Linked DNA regions of Homo sapiens: region 2 is linked to region 1. The links are chromatin loops, found by intact Hi-C in ENCODE. Cell type or tissue: PC-3. All regions are shown on one strand.

Region 1 (8,000 bases):
ACTGTCCTTAACGAAGAACTGTGCGCTCCTGGGCGAAGAAACAATGGTATTTCCATCCCAACTTAACTTTTGGCGAATTAGCCTTAGCCCAGACCACCAGGTGGTTTCGGAGGCTACTTGAGATGTGATTGCTCCTAATGAACCTCCACGGGCCTTTTTAACCTGTCGATGTGTTTATTTCAGATGGAGCAGGAAATGACCCGGTTACATCGGAGAGTGTCAGAGGTGGAGGCTGTGCTTAGTCAGAAGGAGGTGGAGCTGAAGGCCTCTGAGACTCAGAGATCCCTCCTGGAGCAGGACCTTGCTACCTACATCACAGAATGCAGTGTGAGCCTTCCCTGAAGCCCCCTTCCCTTGGAGGTGGCACTTCCTGTTGTGTGTGTCTCATCCTGTTTCATGATGGCTCCATGAGGCACATCACAGCCAATGGCAGAGAGTAGAGAGAGGGAGAGCACAAAAGCAAGATCTGTGTTTTGCAGAGTAGTGAGAGCCAGGCGTAAGGTCCCCAAGAAATGAGATTGGACTCATTTCCAGCAGAAAGTGCAGGTAGACGGCTGGTACCATGGAGTCTGGAGATGGGAGTAATCCATCTTTGCCGCAAGTTGCAAAAGATCTTAACATCTCCCATCCCAGCCTCTGTGGTCTGCGTTGTGTCTGACATGAGCAGCCTTGAGAACCAGACTCCCAACTATGTACAAGAAAACTTACTTTCAATCTTCCTGACATCAAATTTTCCATTGGCCAGAACCAGTGTAGTGACAAGAAAATAGCCTTGAAAACCCAGACCCTCTGTCATTATTTACCATGTGACTTTCATTTTTTCTTTCCTTCACAAGAGTAGACTGTCTTCTTCTCCATTGTCTTGTTAAATTTTTCATTCAGGTGTTTTTTAATGTGCCCAATTAAACAGTCTCAAGAAGTTGAATCACACATTTCTAAAGTTTTTTTCACAAGGGAGAGGAAATCTATAGAACGTGGCTGATTAAGAATAACTGCTATGTTTCCATTCCAGACTTGGCTGCCTTTCAGTGGTGGGTGAAGTTATTCAGCTATGTATTTCAGATATAGATTTCAGTGCCATTGAAGCATTAAGGGATTCTTATGGATGAAAGGTGTCCAGGAAAAATAAGCCAGGAGGTAGAAATAGACCACTTGGAGTCTTAAATGACAACTGGGCAGAGGATATGAAGTCATTGCTACTTTGAAAGAGGCATATGTACTTTAGGGCCCACAAATAACTGTAGAAAACACTTTGTAGCTATCCACATGGTGGCTGTAATAGCTACTGGGTCTTAATAGGTTTTAGTCCTGAACATGCAAGTAAGTATCTCCTAGGACAGGTAGATGGTGGCAGGAGACAGGCTGATGCAGTTTCCGGCTGGATCCCTAAGGTCACCAGGTTGAGATGATGTTTCTTGAACCAAGGGGTTTTACAGGATGGAAACCGGAGTCGGCAACCAACTGGAAGTTGTGAACTGTGGTCCGTCACTCGAAACTGTCCTGGTGTCTGCGAAGCAGCTTGCAGCTCTCTTAATGAGTCTTTTCAAACAAAGCAGGATCCACAGGGCATCCCTATTAAAATTTTTGCTTTCTGCAGAGCTTAAAGCGAAGTTTGGAGCAAGCACGGATGGAGGTGTCCCAGGAGGATGACAAAGCACTGCAGCTTCTCCATGATATCAGAGAGCAGAGCCGGAAGCTCCAAGAAATCAAAGAGCAGGTAGGCCTGCTTGCCTGGGAGCACAGCAGCATCTCGGCTTGCTTGGACCTCTAATTTCAGGAGAGGCGTGTTTGAGAGAGAAATAGGAAGAAAGGGAGAGAGAGAAAGGGTGGGGGCAGAGTGGAAGAGAGACAGGTATGTAGGTCATTCAGAAACTTCAGATTTCTCATAATTTATATACATCATAGAATGCTTGTTCCAGCTCCTTTTGAAGCTGATACCCCATAATGTCTGCTTTTAAAAATAAAGATGTAGGTTTAGAGCAAGAGTGGGCAGACTTCAGCCTGTGGGGCAAAGCTGGTCCAACACCTATTTTCTATGGCCCACAAGCTAAGAATGGGGTTACGTTTTTAAACAGTTGGAAAAAAAATCAAAAGTAAAACAATATTTCATGACATTTGAAATTTATATGAAATTCAAATTTCAGTCTCCATAAATAAAGTGTTTTTTTTTTGGAACACAGCCATGCTTGGTAATTTGCATATCGGCCCTGGCTGCTTTCAGGCTACAGAGTCAGAGGTGAGTGGTTGTTACAGAGACCATGTGGCCTGCAAAGCTGAAACTACTTACTATCTGGCTTCTTACAGCAAAAGTTTGCCAATCCCTGCTTTAGATGGTTAAAAACAATTAAATGTTTTAATAGCTTCTCAGATGCACTTTTAAGTTTTTGAGTGAAGCCAGGCTAATTCATAGTTTTACTTACATAAAGAAATATTCTAGAAGAGAAATTTGAACCATTCTGGTCAAGGTCAAGTCAGGATTAACACTGCCTATCTGAGTGCAGAAGGCTGTCCCCTGTGTTTTCAGAAAGGAGAATCGAGACCTTTAAAAAGCCCACTCTTTTTTTTCTTTCTAAACGGGTTTTCTTTCTAAATGGCTCATTTTTGTATTGCCTCATTGTTTCCTTTTTAGCATGGATTTTTGTGTCTTTTGAAAAACTGTAAATAGAGACTTTAATGAAGAGATGGCAATGAGCAATTGGAGAGCTGAACTATCAGCTGCCAGGCAACTCTCATTCACTTCAGAAAATCTAATGGAAACACTGATAGAAATGAACATTTCTGTCTCTGGGTAGCACAAACTTAGCCATCTGGCTGGAGCTAATGCAAGAAACTTCTGCAAATAACTCTATCCATTAATTACTCTTTAAAAAAAGAATTACTGTCTTTGGAGTTTTGTTGGCATATTTATCATCTGAATATTTTAAAGTTGTGATCAGTTAATATTCTGTTGCTTGATAAAAACATTATAAATAAACGTGCATAGGACGGAAACCCTGTAAAGGATCATCAGATCTCTGAATAATGCAGTCTTAGAGGTTTTGAAGGCTGCACATTGGCTTTGAGAAATCTGCTTTGACAGTTGACTCATGCTCCTTTTATCAACATAGTTTTTCATCCTAAAAGTTTCAAGAGGTAGGAATCATTTTCTCCCATTAGTTCAACATACCTGGAAATTTACTTTTGGTGACATCCTGGGGAAATGAAAGCTGTGTTTGGCCACCAGAGGGAGCAGCTGGTGTCCATAGATTCCTTAGAAACGGAATTATCAGGACGTTTTGAAAAGGTGTATGTTGGTGGCCGAGTTCAAAGACACGTCTTTTATGATTCATACCACAGTTGGCATGCATGTGGAGTCTTAGATTTAATGACTGCTAAAAGTTCCATTGTGGGGAAGAAACGTGGTTTCAGATTTGATTTTTCATCGGAACAAGGATTTATTTTATGACTTTTGGTAAGTTTTGTGAGAGCAGGATGTTTGCAGACTGGGAGAAAGCTTTTAATGCTTGCAGCAAACTTTCAGTATTTAGTTTGTGGCATATTGATTTTTTCTAGACTTGGGATTTATTCCCTGATCTTTCTCTTAAAAATCTAACTTTCTATATCGCTCTTTATTTTTTTGAGATGGAGTCTCGCTCTGTCACCCAGGCTGGAGTGCAGTGGTGCAGTTTCGGCTCACTGCAGCCTCCACCTCCTGGGTTCAAGTGATTCTCCTGCCTCAGCCTCCTGAGTAGCTGGGACTACAGGTGCACGCCGCCACACCCAGCTAATTTTTGTGTTTTTAGTAGAGATGGGGTTTCACCATGTTTGTCAGGCTGGTCTCGAACTCCTGACCTCCTGATCTGCCCGCCTTGGCCTCCCAAAGTGCTGAGATTACAGGCATGAGCCACTGCACCTGGCCGGCTCTTCATTTTTTTAAAAAATATTTTACTTCCACCTAGCTACCCCCTCTAGAATATTTAGATTTGGTTTAAAAGAAAAACACCTCAAAGACTCATGTGAAATTTGATTCCTAGATCATTACTAGCAATTTCAGCTTCTTCCTTGCTCCCCTACTCAGGAAAGGAGACAAAAGTGTGGGTAACACAAAAGTCACTTGTGTTCCATGGTTTCTGAGTGAATTGCATCATACCTGATCCTTCCTCCCCACAAAATTCTGAAGCTCCATTCAGAAGACTTGCGTTAGGTGGGCCTTGAAACCTGTCTGCAGTTCCCCATCCTGACCTGACTCACACCTACCAGTCTTTCATTCCATCCTGAGATACCACAGCTCTCTCTCAGCTGATCTTGCAAACAGACCTGATGATCACCTCTCAGGTTTTTCCTGAAGCAGGGATTTGGTTAGCTGCTAGATTTATAGGATTTCCTTGAAGTATCCTGCACAATATCAAAGGATCCACAAATGAGTTAGAATTTTCTTTTGATGCTTGTAGGAGACTGGGTGCCCCGAGAGCTTGGAGAGCTGACAGAGTGGTTGCCTGATTCCTGCCTTCCTCCCTCTTATGTGCTGACAGCTCAGGGAAGAGAGATGTTGGGGGGAAGGAACAGACACTCTGTCCTTGCTCTTGACAAAACACAAAAATTACATTCCCTTCTCGCCGACATAAATTCAAGAAAGAAAAGTGAGCTTGAGGACAAAAGATGCTCAAGATTTGGTGTCCATGCCTGTAGCCAGGACTGGCTTTCCCATTAGCTCTAGCAGGCACGGTATCTAGGGACCACTTTACTTTTAGGGTCTCACAAAATGTTTTAATTTTTTCATCAGAAGAAAAAAGTTGGGCTTAGGTCAAAGACACTGTTTTCATAGATGATGTTAATATTTTTGTATTTATAGGAGCACAACTGTAAAATGTAATTTTTAATTTTAATTTTTATGGAGGAAGGCAAGACAGGCTCAGTGCTCACAGTTATGAAAGCCATAATATGGCTCTGCTTGAGGGGGTCCAGAAAAACCGATATTCCATTTCACATACAGCTCATGTTCTGGCCTGTGAATTAATTAATTAATTAATTAATTTGAGATAGAGTCTTGCTCTGTCACCCAGGCTGGAGGGCAGTGGTGTAATCTCAGCTCACTGCAACCTCTGCCTCCCAGGTTCAAGCAGTTCTCCTGTCTCAGCCTTCCAAGTAGCTGGGATTACAGGTGCTCACCACCATGTCTGGCTAATTTTTGTATATTTTGTAGAGATGGGGTTTCACTATGTTGGCCAGGCTGGTCTTGAACTCCTAACCTCAAGTGATCCGCCACCTCGGGCTCCCAAAGTGCTGGGATTACAGGCGTGAACCACCATGCCCGGCCTGCCCTGTGAGTTTAGATAATTGTGAGCAGGTTATAAAGATCTTTGGTTATATAATCCAGCATTGCCTGCTTAGTATGCATGACCCAGGAAACCTGTGTGCCCCATGATTCTGAGGATTGACCTTCAATAACAGTATGCTTTTGGGTGGGAGAGAGTGAAATGAGACCCGTGTTCCATTTTGGGCTGTTTTTTCCTTTCTCCTTTACAGATAATAGAGGGAGAGGTGTGCTTGCATGGAAACCATCCAATTTTCATAAGAGCAGCACATCCCCTTTAATATGCTCTGGGGGGGGGGCGTCACCTGCTACAATGGGATAAAAGGTTTCCTTTATACCCTGTTATTCAAAAATTGCAATTTATCAGTTAAAAGAATATCCTTGCTCAGTCGATTATTTCTTGGGAGAAATATTCAAATATTCCTCACCAATTATTTCTTGGGAGAGTGGATCTCAGAGATGTTACTGAATATTGTGATTTTTAAAGACATTCTTGATTCAATTCCTTGTTCATTTCGTTTTGTATCTCTCTCGTCCTCACCCCACAAGTCACCTTGGATTACATAAATGCTCATTCATAATCCTTATACTTAGCCTTGATTTTTGCTAACACAGAATATTTTTATACTTTGTCCAAAAGTTTTCAAAATCACTGGCCATTTCTTTTGGTGAGCCCAGTTCTGAGAAACTTCAATGTAAATGTTTTGATTTTAGAAATGCATTTTGGAAAAGGTTGGGCTGTTTGGATCACTTAAAGGGTTTGCTCAAGGGAACAGGAAGGTTCTTTCCTTGGAATTTTTCTCACAAGTTATTTTGACCGAAGCCAGTGTTTTGTGACTCTTCCAGATTTCAGGGTGACTTGCATTGCAGGAGTGATGTTACGGTCATCATTCAGTTTTGAGCCCAGAAAAATTAATGGTGAGAAACTGACATGATGAGTTTCACCTTCCAGAATTCTTTCCACTGAGATTTTCAATTACCCTCTTGTGCTGTCTGAAAGGTTAATTTTAAAACTAGTACCATATCCAATTTGTGTTAGGAGCACATGACTTCTAAAGGACAAGTCTATATAAATGATTACCCTTGGCGGAAAACTACATGTAAGCAGTTTATCCTTGTTGTTTAAAGAACATCCCTTTTGGCTCTCCTGTGTTAGGCCTTAAGGTTCTGTGCATTTCGTATGGTGTGATTTGCATGTGTGTTCCCGGTGGTTTTGCTAATGACATATGCTCTACATTAAAAGTGTTTTTTTTTGTTTTTTTTTGTTTTTTTGAGACGGAGTCTTGCTCTGTCACCCAGGCTGGAGTGCAGTGGCGCGATCTCGGCTCACTGCAACCTCCGCCTCCCGGGTCCAAGCGATTCTTCTGCCTCAGCCTCCTGACTAGCTGGGATTACAGGCGTCCACCACCACACCTGGCTAATTTTTGTGTTTTTAGTAGAGACGGGATTTCACCATGTTGGCCATGCTGGTCTCGAATTCCTGACCTTGTGATCCGCCTGCCTCAGCCTCCCAAAGTTCTGGGATTACAGGCATGAGCCACAACACCCGGCCAAAACAGTTTTAAGGTTTAATATTTTTTTCTCCCTCATCTTCACCCTACACTTCTCACCTTTGCCTACTTGGTGCCTCATTCTGGGTCCATCTTTCTACTCCCCTCGTCTCTAGGTCTGTAGGTTGTTTTTTTTTGAGACGGAGTCTTGCCCTGTCACCCAGGCTGGAGTGCAGTGGCGCGATCTCGGCTCACTGCAACCTCTGCCTCCTGGGTTCAAGCGATTCTCCTGCCTCAGCCTCCCAAGTAGCTGGGACTATAGGCCCGCACCACCACACCCAGCTAATTTTTGTATTTTTAGCAGAGACAGTGTTTCACCATGTTGGCCAGGATGGTCTTGAACTCCTGACGTCAGGTGATCCACCTGCCTTGGCCTCCCAAAGTGCTGGGATTACAGGCGTGAGCCACTGCACCTGGCCAGGTCTTTTCTTTGCCAGTCTCTCTTCACTGTGCATCTTCCCTGTGTGGTTAATACTCTTCCATCCTCACTGCCTGTCTATTCTTTTCGGAGTTCGAAAGTTCTCTTTTATTTCATTGCCTGCTCTTTAGGAGTACCAGGCTCAAGTGGAAGAAATGAGGTTGATGATGAATCAGTTGGAAGAGGATCTTGTCTCAGCAAGAAGACGGAGTGATCTCTACGAATCTGAGCTGAGAGAGTCTCGGCTTGCTGCTGAAGAATTCAAGCGGAAAGCGACAGAATGTCAGCATAAACTGTTGAAGGTAGTCAGCCACCCTCCAGGAGGGTGCTTTTTGGGTAAAATTGTACATGATCTTAGCAAGAAAAAGGAGAACCTAGTTTAATGAGAAACAACCTAGTTTGAGAAATAGTAGGATACCTTGGAAAACTCTTGGTCTTTATTTACAGAAGATAACATTATTCTTATTTACTATTATTATCTTGGTCACAGAGACCAAGAAAGTAGTCTACACGACTTTTTTAGGTTGTTGAGATTTCCCAATATGTTGTGTCTTTTTAATTACAGGCTAAGGATCAAGGGAAGCCTGAAGTGGGAGAATATGCGAAACTGGAGAAGGTATACTTTCCATGATTGGTTTTGCTATTAATATTTTGGGTAGATAACTTTTTTCATGTTATTATCAGTGGCCCATCATTGATGAAGAGTATTCTTCATCAATGAATAGAGACCTCTCTTCGA
Region 2 (8,000 bases), 120 kb before region 1:
CTTCAAGCAATTCTCCTGCCTCAGCCTCCTGCATAGCTGGGATTGTACGCACACGCCACCATGCCTGGCTAATTTTTGTATTTGTAGCAGAGACGGGGTTTCATCATGTTGGTCAGGCTGGTCTTGAACTCCTGACCTCGTGATCTGCCCGCCTGGGCCTCCCTAAGTGCTGGGATTACAGGCTTGAGCCACTGAGCCTGGCCATTTTTTTTTTTTTTAATTGAGATAGTGTCTCACTCTGTTGCCCAGGCTGGAGTGCAGTGGTACGATCTTGGCTCACTGCAACCTCCAGCTCCCGGGTTCAAGCGATTCTCATGCCTCCACCTCCTGAGTAGCTGGGACTACAGGCATGAGCTACCATGCCCAAGTAATTTTTGTATTTTTTAGTAGAGATGGGGTTTCTGCATGTTGGTCAGGCTGGTCTCGAACTCCTGACCCCAGGTGATCTGCCCACCTCAGCCTCCCAAAGTGCTGGGATTACAGGCATGAGCAACTATGCCTGCCCACATTTCAATTTGAATTACATTTTATTTTTTCCCACTTTATTGAGCCATAATTTACATACAATAAAATGCACCATTTTAGGGCTATATTTAGATGAGTTTTGACAAATGTATACGCCATGTCACCGCCAATGCAATTAAGCTATAGAACATTCTTGTTAGACCCCTGGAGATCCTTTTGCAATTAATCCTTACCTTCATCCCCAACTCTAGCTGCCGTCATTTTTTCCCCTCTCTAGAATTTTATATAAATGCAATCATACAGCATGTATTCTTTTGTTGTTTGTTGCTGTTGTTTTTTTGAGACAGAGTCTCACTTTGGTACTCAGGCTGGAGTGCAGTGGTGTGATCATAGCTTACTGCAACCTCAACCTCCCAGGCCCAAGGGATCCTCCTATCTCAGCCTCCCGAGTAGCTGGGACTACAAGTGCATGCCACCATGCCCAGCTAATTTTTATTTTATTTTTTGTAGATACGGGGTCTCACAATATTGCCCATGCTAGTCTCAAACTCCTGGGCTCAAGCAATCCTCCTGCCTTGGCCTCCCAAAGTGGTGGGATTACAAGCATGAGCCACTGCCTTCGGTTTTGTGCTCTCTTCTGAATCTGGCTTCTTTCACTCAGCCTAATGGTTTTGAGATTCACTTATTTTCATTTATTGTATTGTTTGTATCAATAGTACATACCTTCTTTTTTTTTTTTTTTTTTTGAGACAGAGTCTCACTCTGTCACCCAGGCTGGAGTACAGTGGCACGATCTTAGCTCACTGCAATCTGCACCTCCAGGGTTTATGTGATTCTTCTGCCTCAGCCTCCTGAGTAGCTAGGATTACAGGCGTGCACCACCACGCCCAGCTAATTTTTGTATTTTTAGTAGAGATGGGGCTTCACCATGTTGGCCAGGCTGGTCTCGAACTCCTAATCTCGGGTGATCCGCCTGCCTTGGCCTCCCAAAGTGCTAGGATTACAGGCATGAGCCACCGTGCCTGGCCGCACATACCTTCTTAATGTTGAGTAGAACTGCACTGTATGGATACACCACCATTTATTTATTCTGCTTTTCCTTTTTATGTTAAATTGGGAAGAAAAGGAATCTTACAACATTGGCACTTCTTATTTAGGAACAGATCATCCCTGTCTTTTCTTACTCAGGCCTTGTTTGTAAGTCTGTAGTCAAGCTTTGCGGTTTTCTTTATGAACCCCTTGCCCTTTTCTTATTGTGTTGATTTCTAGGAACTGGATAGTTTGTTGTTACTGGAGGAGAATAATTTCTCTTTAACATTAGCTCAATGGTTGTTACTAGTGTAATGGAAAGCTATTGATTTTGTGTGTATGTGCATTCATCTTATATTGGGCTATCATTTGGAATGCCTGGTCTACAAGTGCACGCCACCCCACCTGGCTAATTCTTAATTTTTTTGTAGAGAAGGTGGGGTCGGGTAGATGGTCTCACTTTGTTGCACAGGCTGGTCTCCAACTCCTGGACTCAGGCAATCCTCCTGCCTCAGCCTTCCCGGGCTGTGATCTCCTTTTCTAAGAGTGATACTCCTTTTTCTTATACGTGTAATCTCTGAGGAAAGGGAGAAAAACGGGAGGCAGATGGTTGGGGTACAGGGGTAGAGAGACAGAGAGAGGAGGCGAAATGAGAAAGCTTGAACTCCTGATGTTGGGTGGGACAAGAATGAATTAAGTGGACTCCCTGGAGCTTAGCTGAGAGAAGGGTAATTGGAAAAGTCCAAGCAAGAGTCCATTTCCTATGTCAGAAAATTGTACAAGGTGTGGCCCTTTTCCTTTATTTCTAGTCTCTGCCCCAAGCATCAGAGGAGCTTTGAACGAAGGAGGGTGGGGCAAGCATGTGAGAGCAGACCACTCCCCACAGATCATTCTTTCCCCCCACTCCAAAGCTGGGCTTATCGGGGAGGGGAGTAGGAGATGATGCATCAGACACACTATCAGAGCCTTTGGGGCTGGGGCAATGGCTCATGCCTGTAATCCCAGCACTTTGGGAGGCCAAGGCAGGAGGATCGCTTGAACCCAGGAGTTCTAGATCAGCCTGGATAACAAAGGGAGATCCCACCTCTACAAAAAATATTTAAAAATTAGCTAGGAGTGGTGGCGTGTGCCTGTAGTCCCAGCTACTCGGGAGGCTGAGAGGAGAGAATTGTTTGAGCTTTGGGAGGTCGAGGCTGCAGTGAGCTGTGATCACACTGCTGCATTCCAACTTGGGCAACAGAGCAAGATCGTATCTCAAATAAAGGGGGTGGGGTGGGGGCACTTTGGGAAAGTTGAGGACATGAAAGCCACAGCGTTTGCTAGGGATGTCTCTTAAGGGTGGAAAAGGAAGGTTCCATAGAGAATGGTTGAAGGAAGAGACTGGAAAAATAATAAATTGGGGGTTTTTTTGGACATAATATTTAACCAGTTGCTTTTACAATGTCAACTGTATTTCTATCATCCCTGTTTTAGGAATGGTGCAATTAAGACCAGAGAAGACATTGTCATTTGGGGCGAAAGCCCATCTATCTCATCTTTGTAGAGACATCCCTCTCTGAGTCAGACTTGGATGTCGACTTTCATGGCACTGCCAGATCAGCAGCACCAGATAAAGCATATCAAGGACCTTGTTACTAAGACAGGCACTAGTGAAAATGGGGGCTGCCCCTGCAGCTACTCTATTGGGCCACTAGATAGCGCTTCTGCTTCGAGGAGGTAAAATGCTAAACCAAGCAATGGTGCTTTAGATGGTTTAAAGATAAGGAAGCAACTAACGGAAGTAATTTCCAGGGCAGGACTCTAAAAAGGCTATTTGGAAGAGAAGTACAGGTGCTCATTAGGTAGTGTGGAATGAATGTGATCTAGAAAATTGCTTACATTCCATAGGAAAAATTTACATTGCTAAACAAGGAAATTAAAAAGACACAATGAAATGCCACTTCATCCCTATTAGGATGGCTATTATATATAATATAATATAGATATTAAATGGAAAAATATATATTATTTATAATATATAAAATATATAATTTATAATATATTATTATATAATGTAATTATATTATATATTATTTATATTTATTGTTTTATATATATATAAAATGGAAAATAATTTAAGTGTTGGTTAGAGTGTGGAGAATTTGAAGCCCTGATTCGTTAGTGGTGGGAATTTCAAATGGTGCAGCCACTTTGAGAAACAGTTTGGTGGTTCTTCAAAAAGGAAACAGAAGTGACGTATGATCCACTCCTACGTATGTAAATATACCCCAAAGAATGGAAAGCAGGGACTCAGATATTTGTACACCAACATTCTTTCAGAAAACAGAAGCAACCCACGTGTTTATGAACAGATGAATGGATAAACAACATGTGGCATATACATGCAATGGAATATTATTCAGTCATACATGGAATGAAGTCCTAATACATGTTACAACATGGATGAACCTTGAAAACATGCTAAGCGAAATCAGCCAGGCACGAAGGGCTGCTGTATGATATCATTCCACTTATATGAGGTGCCTAAAATGGGCAAATTCATAGATACAGAAAGTAGAATAGAGGTTAAGAAAGCAGAGGCTGGGTGCGGTGGCTCACGACTGTAATCTCAGCACTTTGGGAGGCCGAGGCGGGCAGATCACTTGAGGTCAGGAGTTCGAGACCAGCCTGGCCAACATGGTGAAACCCTGTCTCTACTAAAAATACAAAAATTAGCCAGGGGTGCTGGTGCACGCCTATAATCCCAGCTACTTGGGAGGCTGAGGCAGGAGAATCACTTGAACCCAGGAGTTACAGGTTGCAGTGAGCCAAGATTGTGACATTGCACTCCATCCTGGGTGACAGAGTGAGAGGGAGACTCAGTTTAAAAAACAAACAAAAACAACAACAACAACAACAAAAAAACAGAAAGCAGAACGGATGTTGCCGAGGGAAAATGAAAAGATGTAGTTTAATAGGTACAGAGTTTGTTTGGGATGATGACAAAGTTCTGAAAATAGGCAGTGATCATGATTCATTGCACGTTATGAATGTACTTAATGCTACTGAACTGTATGCTAAAGAATAGTTAAATAGGCCAGGCACAGTGGCTCACGCCTGTAATCCCAGCACTTTGGGAGGCCGAGGCTGGCAGATCATCTGAAGTCAGAGTTCCAGACCAGCCTGGCAAAACTAATGTCTATACAAAAAATACAAAAATTAGCTGGGTGTGGTGGCGCCGGCCTGTAATCCCAGCCACTCGGGAGGCTGAGGCAGGAGAATCGCTTGAACCCGGGAGGCGGAGGTTGCAGTGAGCCGAGGTCGCGCCACTGCACTCCAGCCTGGGTGACAGAGCGAGACTCCGTCTCAAAAATAAAAGTAAAAAAATAAAGAATAGTTAAATGAAAAAATTATGCTGTGTATATTTTACCACAATAAAAATAAATAAATAGCTGGCCAACATGGTGAAACTCCGTCTCTACTGAAAAAAAAAATACAGGCCCGGCGCGGTGGCTCACGCCTGTAATCCCAGCACTTTGGGAGGCTGAGGCGGGTGGATCACGAGGTCAGGAGATCGAGACTATCCTGGCTAACATGGTGAAACCCCGTCTCTACTAAAAACACAAAAAATTAGGCCGGCACCTGTAGTCCCAGCTACTCAGGAGGCTGAGGCAGGAGAATGGGCGTGAACCTGGGAGGCGGAGCTTGCAGTGAGCCAAGATCGTGCCACTGCACTCCAGCCTGGGCGACAGAGAGAGACTCCGTCTCAAAACAAACAAACAAACAAAACAAACAAACAAAAAACAAAAGTTAGCCAGGTGTGGTGCCATGTGTCTGTAATCCCAGCTACTTGGGAGGCTGAGGCAGGAGAATCACTTGAACCTGGGTGGTGGAGGTTGCAGTGAGCCGAGATCGCGCCGCTGCTCTCCAGCCTGGGCAACAAGTAAGACTCCATCTAAAAAAAAAAAAAAAAAGAAAAAAATATTAATAAAGCTATGCCCTCTGATATTTGTTCTTGGCTAAGAAAGCTGCTCCTGACATTTTATTAGCTAACTTGCAGTTGGATGTAAAAGCCTATAATCAAAATACACCAAGGTGGGCAGATCGCTTGAGCCAGGAGTTTGAGACCAGCCTGGGCAATATGGTGAAACTCCATCTCTACAAAAAGTACAAAATTTAGCCGGCCATGATGGTGCATGCTGGTAGTTCAAGCTACTCGGGAGGCTGAGGCATGAGGATCACCTGAGCGTGGGAAGTTGAGGCTGCAGTAAACTGAGATGGTGCCACTGCATTCCTGCCTGGGTGACAGACTGAGACCCTGTCTTGAAAAACAAACAAACAATCAAAACAATCAAAAACAAAGAGAAAAGAAATACAAATGGCTTTTAAATACATGAAAAGATGCTCAACTAAAACTATACTGAGATAGCATTTTTTTCATCTATCACATAGCATAGACAACACATTTAAATAACATGCTGCATCAGTAAAGATGAATAAAAGGCAGCTTTGTACAACTCTAGTAGGGCTATAAACTAGTACTGCCCCTCTGGAGGGCATTTTCATCTACCAAACTATGCTGAAGAGAACATCTGACCCAGCGAAATTGCACTTAAAAATTTATCATACAGGGTCTAATGGTATTTCTAGTTCTAGATCCCTGAGGAATCGCCACACTGACTTCCACAATGGTTGAACTAGTTTACAGTCCCACCAACAGTGTAAAAGTGTTCCTATTTCTCCGCATCCTCTCCAGCACCTGTTGTTTCCTGACTTTTTAAATACCATTCAACCCAGCCATCCTATTACTGGGTATATACCCAAAGGATTATAAATCATGCTGCTATAAAGACACATGCACACGTATGTTTATTGCGGCACTATTCACAATAGCAAAGAGTTGGAACCAACCCAAATGTCCAACAATGATAGACTGGATTAAGAAAATGTGGCACATATACACCATGGAATACTATGCAGCCATAAAAAATGATGAGTTCATGTCCTTTGTAGGGACATGGATGAAGCTGGAAACCATCATTCTCAGCAAACTATTGCAAGGACAAAAAACCAAACACCACATGTTCTCACTCATTGGTGGGAATTGAACAATGAGAACACATGGACACAGGAAGGGGAACATCACACACCGGGGCCTGTTGTGGGGGTGGGTGGAGGGGGGAGGGATAGCATTAGGAGATACACCTAATGCTAAATGATGAGTTAATGGGTGCAGCACACCAACATGGCACATGTATACATATGTAACTAACCTGCACATTGTGCACATGTACCCTAAAACTTAAAGTATAATAAAAAAAATTATCATACAGATAAACTTGCACGTGTGAAACATACATAAAAGTCACTCTTTGCAGCATTGTTTGATGTAGCGATACATTAGAGACAACCTAAATGCCCATCATTTTTAGGCTGATTAAATAAAGTTTGATACAACCATTCCATGGAATACTATGCAGCTATAAAAGATAAATAAATTGTAGCACTATCAGAGGCTGAGGCAGGAGGATCGCTTGAGCCCAGGGGTTCAAGACTAGCCTGGGTAACATAGCAAGACCACGCCTCTACAAAAAAACACAAAAATTATTTGGTTGTCGTGGCAGGTGCCTGAAGTCCCAGCTACTCAGGAGGCTAAGGTGGGTGGATTGCCTGAGCTCAGGAAGTCGCAGTGAGCCATGATCATGCCTCTGCACTCCAGCCTGGGTGACAGAGAGAGACTCTGACCCCCCCGCCCCCCCCAAAAAAAGAAGGAAATAAAGCAGGAAGAAAGCTAGAAGCTCTTTATGTAGTAATAGAGTTGCCATATATATATATATATATATATTTTTTTTTTTAGTCAGGGTCTCACTCTGTCGCCCAGGTTGAAGTGCAATGGCATGATCACAGCTCACTGCAGACTCCAACTCTTGGCTCAAGTGATCCTCCTCCACCTCAGCCTGCTGAGTAGCTGGGTCTACAGGCACACGCCACCATGCCTGGCTAATTTTTGTATTTTTAGTAGAGACAGGATTTCATTATGTTATTTTTTTTTTTTTTTTGAGACAGAGTTTTGCTCTTGTCACTCAGGCTGGGGTGCAATGGTGCAATCTCGGCTCACTGAAACTTCTGCCTCCTAGGTTCAAGCGATTCTCCTGACTCAGCCTCCTGAGTAGCTGGGATTATAGGCGAAAACCAATACGTCTGGTAATTTTTTTTATTTTTAGTAGAGATGAGGTCTTGGTATATTGCCCAGGCTGGTCTCAAACTCCTAGACTCAAGCAGTCCTCCCTCCTCGGCCTCTCAAAGTGCTGGGATTACAGGCATGAGACACTGCGCCTGGTCAAATATGTGGTTTTTCTATGGAATGTAATTCTGGGAGGAATCACATAAAAGTCGTTCATTGATACCTCCATGAAGAGGAAATGGTAGTCTGGAGGGAGATATTCTCTTTGGATGTGCCTTTTGAGTTTGAACTATGTAAATGTACATATTGCCCAAAAATAAGTAAATAAATGAAAAAGCGGATG

Evidence for each region. Hi-C counts contacts between places; a loop is a spot of excess contacts. Peaks named below come from ENCODE experiments on the same cell type or tissue, not always from the same donor. Only the 100,000 strongest peaks of a DNase experiment are listed, where the experiment ranks them.
Region 2: a loop joins it to region 1, with 6 times the contacts of the local background. A loop is called at or near these places in 5 of 110 quality-filtered maps.

The regions. Positions count from the first base shown.
Region 1 is chr12:119,776,235-119,784,234 of GRCh38, reverse strand. It overlaps CIT (citron rho-interacting serine/threonine kinase), which reads left to right. Exons shown (of 48, transcript NM_001206999.2): 12 at 184-327; 13 at 1,598-1,717; 14 at 7,393-7,563; 15 at 7,827-7,877. Among named protein-coding and RNA genes, the nearest start is that of MIR1178, 67 kb to the right of the region's middle. In PC-3, CTCF peaks have their summits at 2,995 and 3,211 (motif pointing right); a DNase peak (open chromatin) is centred at 3,264; H3K27ac peaks cover 424 bases.
Region 2 is chr12:119,897,409-119,905,408 of GRCh38, reverse strand. No RefSeq gene overlaps it. Among named protein-coding and RNA genes, the nearest start is that of CIT, 24 kb to the right of the region's middle. In PC-3, a CTCF peak has its summit at 3,168 (motif pointing right); a DNase peak (open chromatin) is centred at 3,188.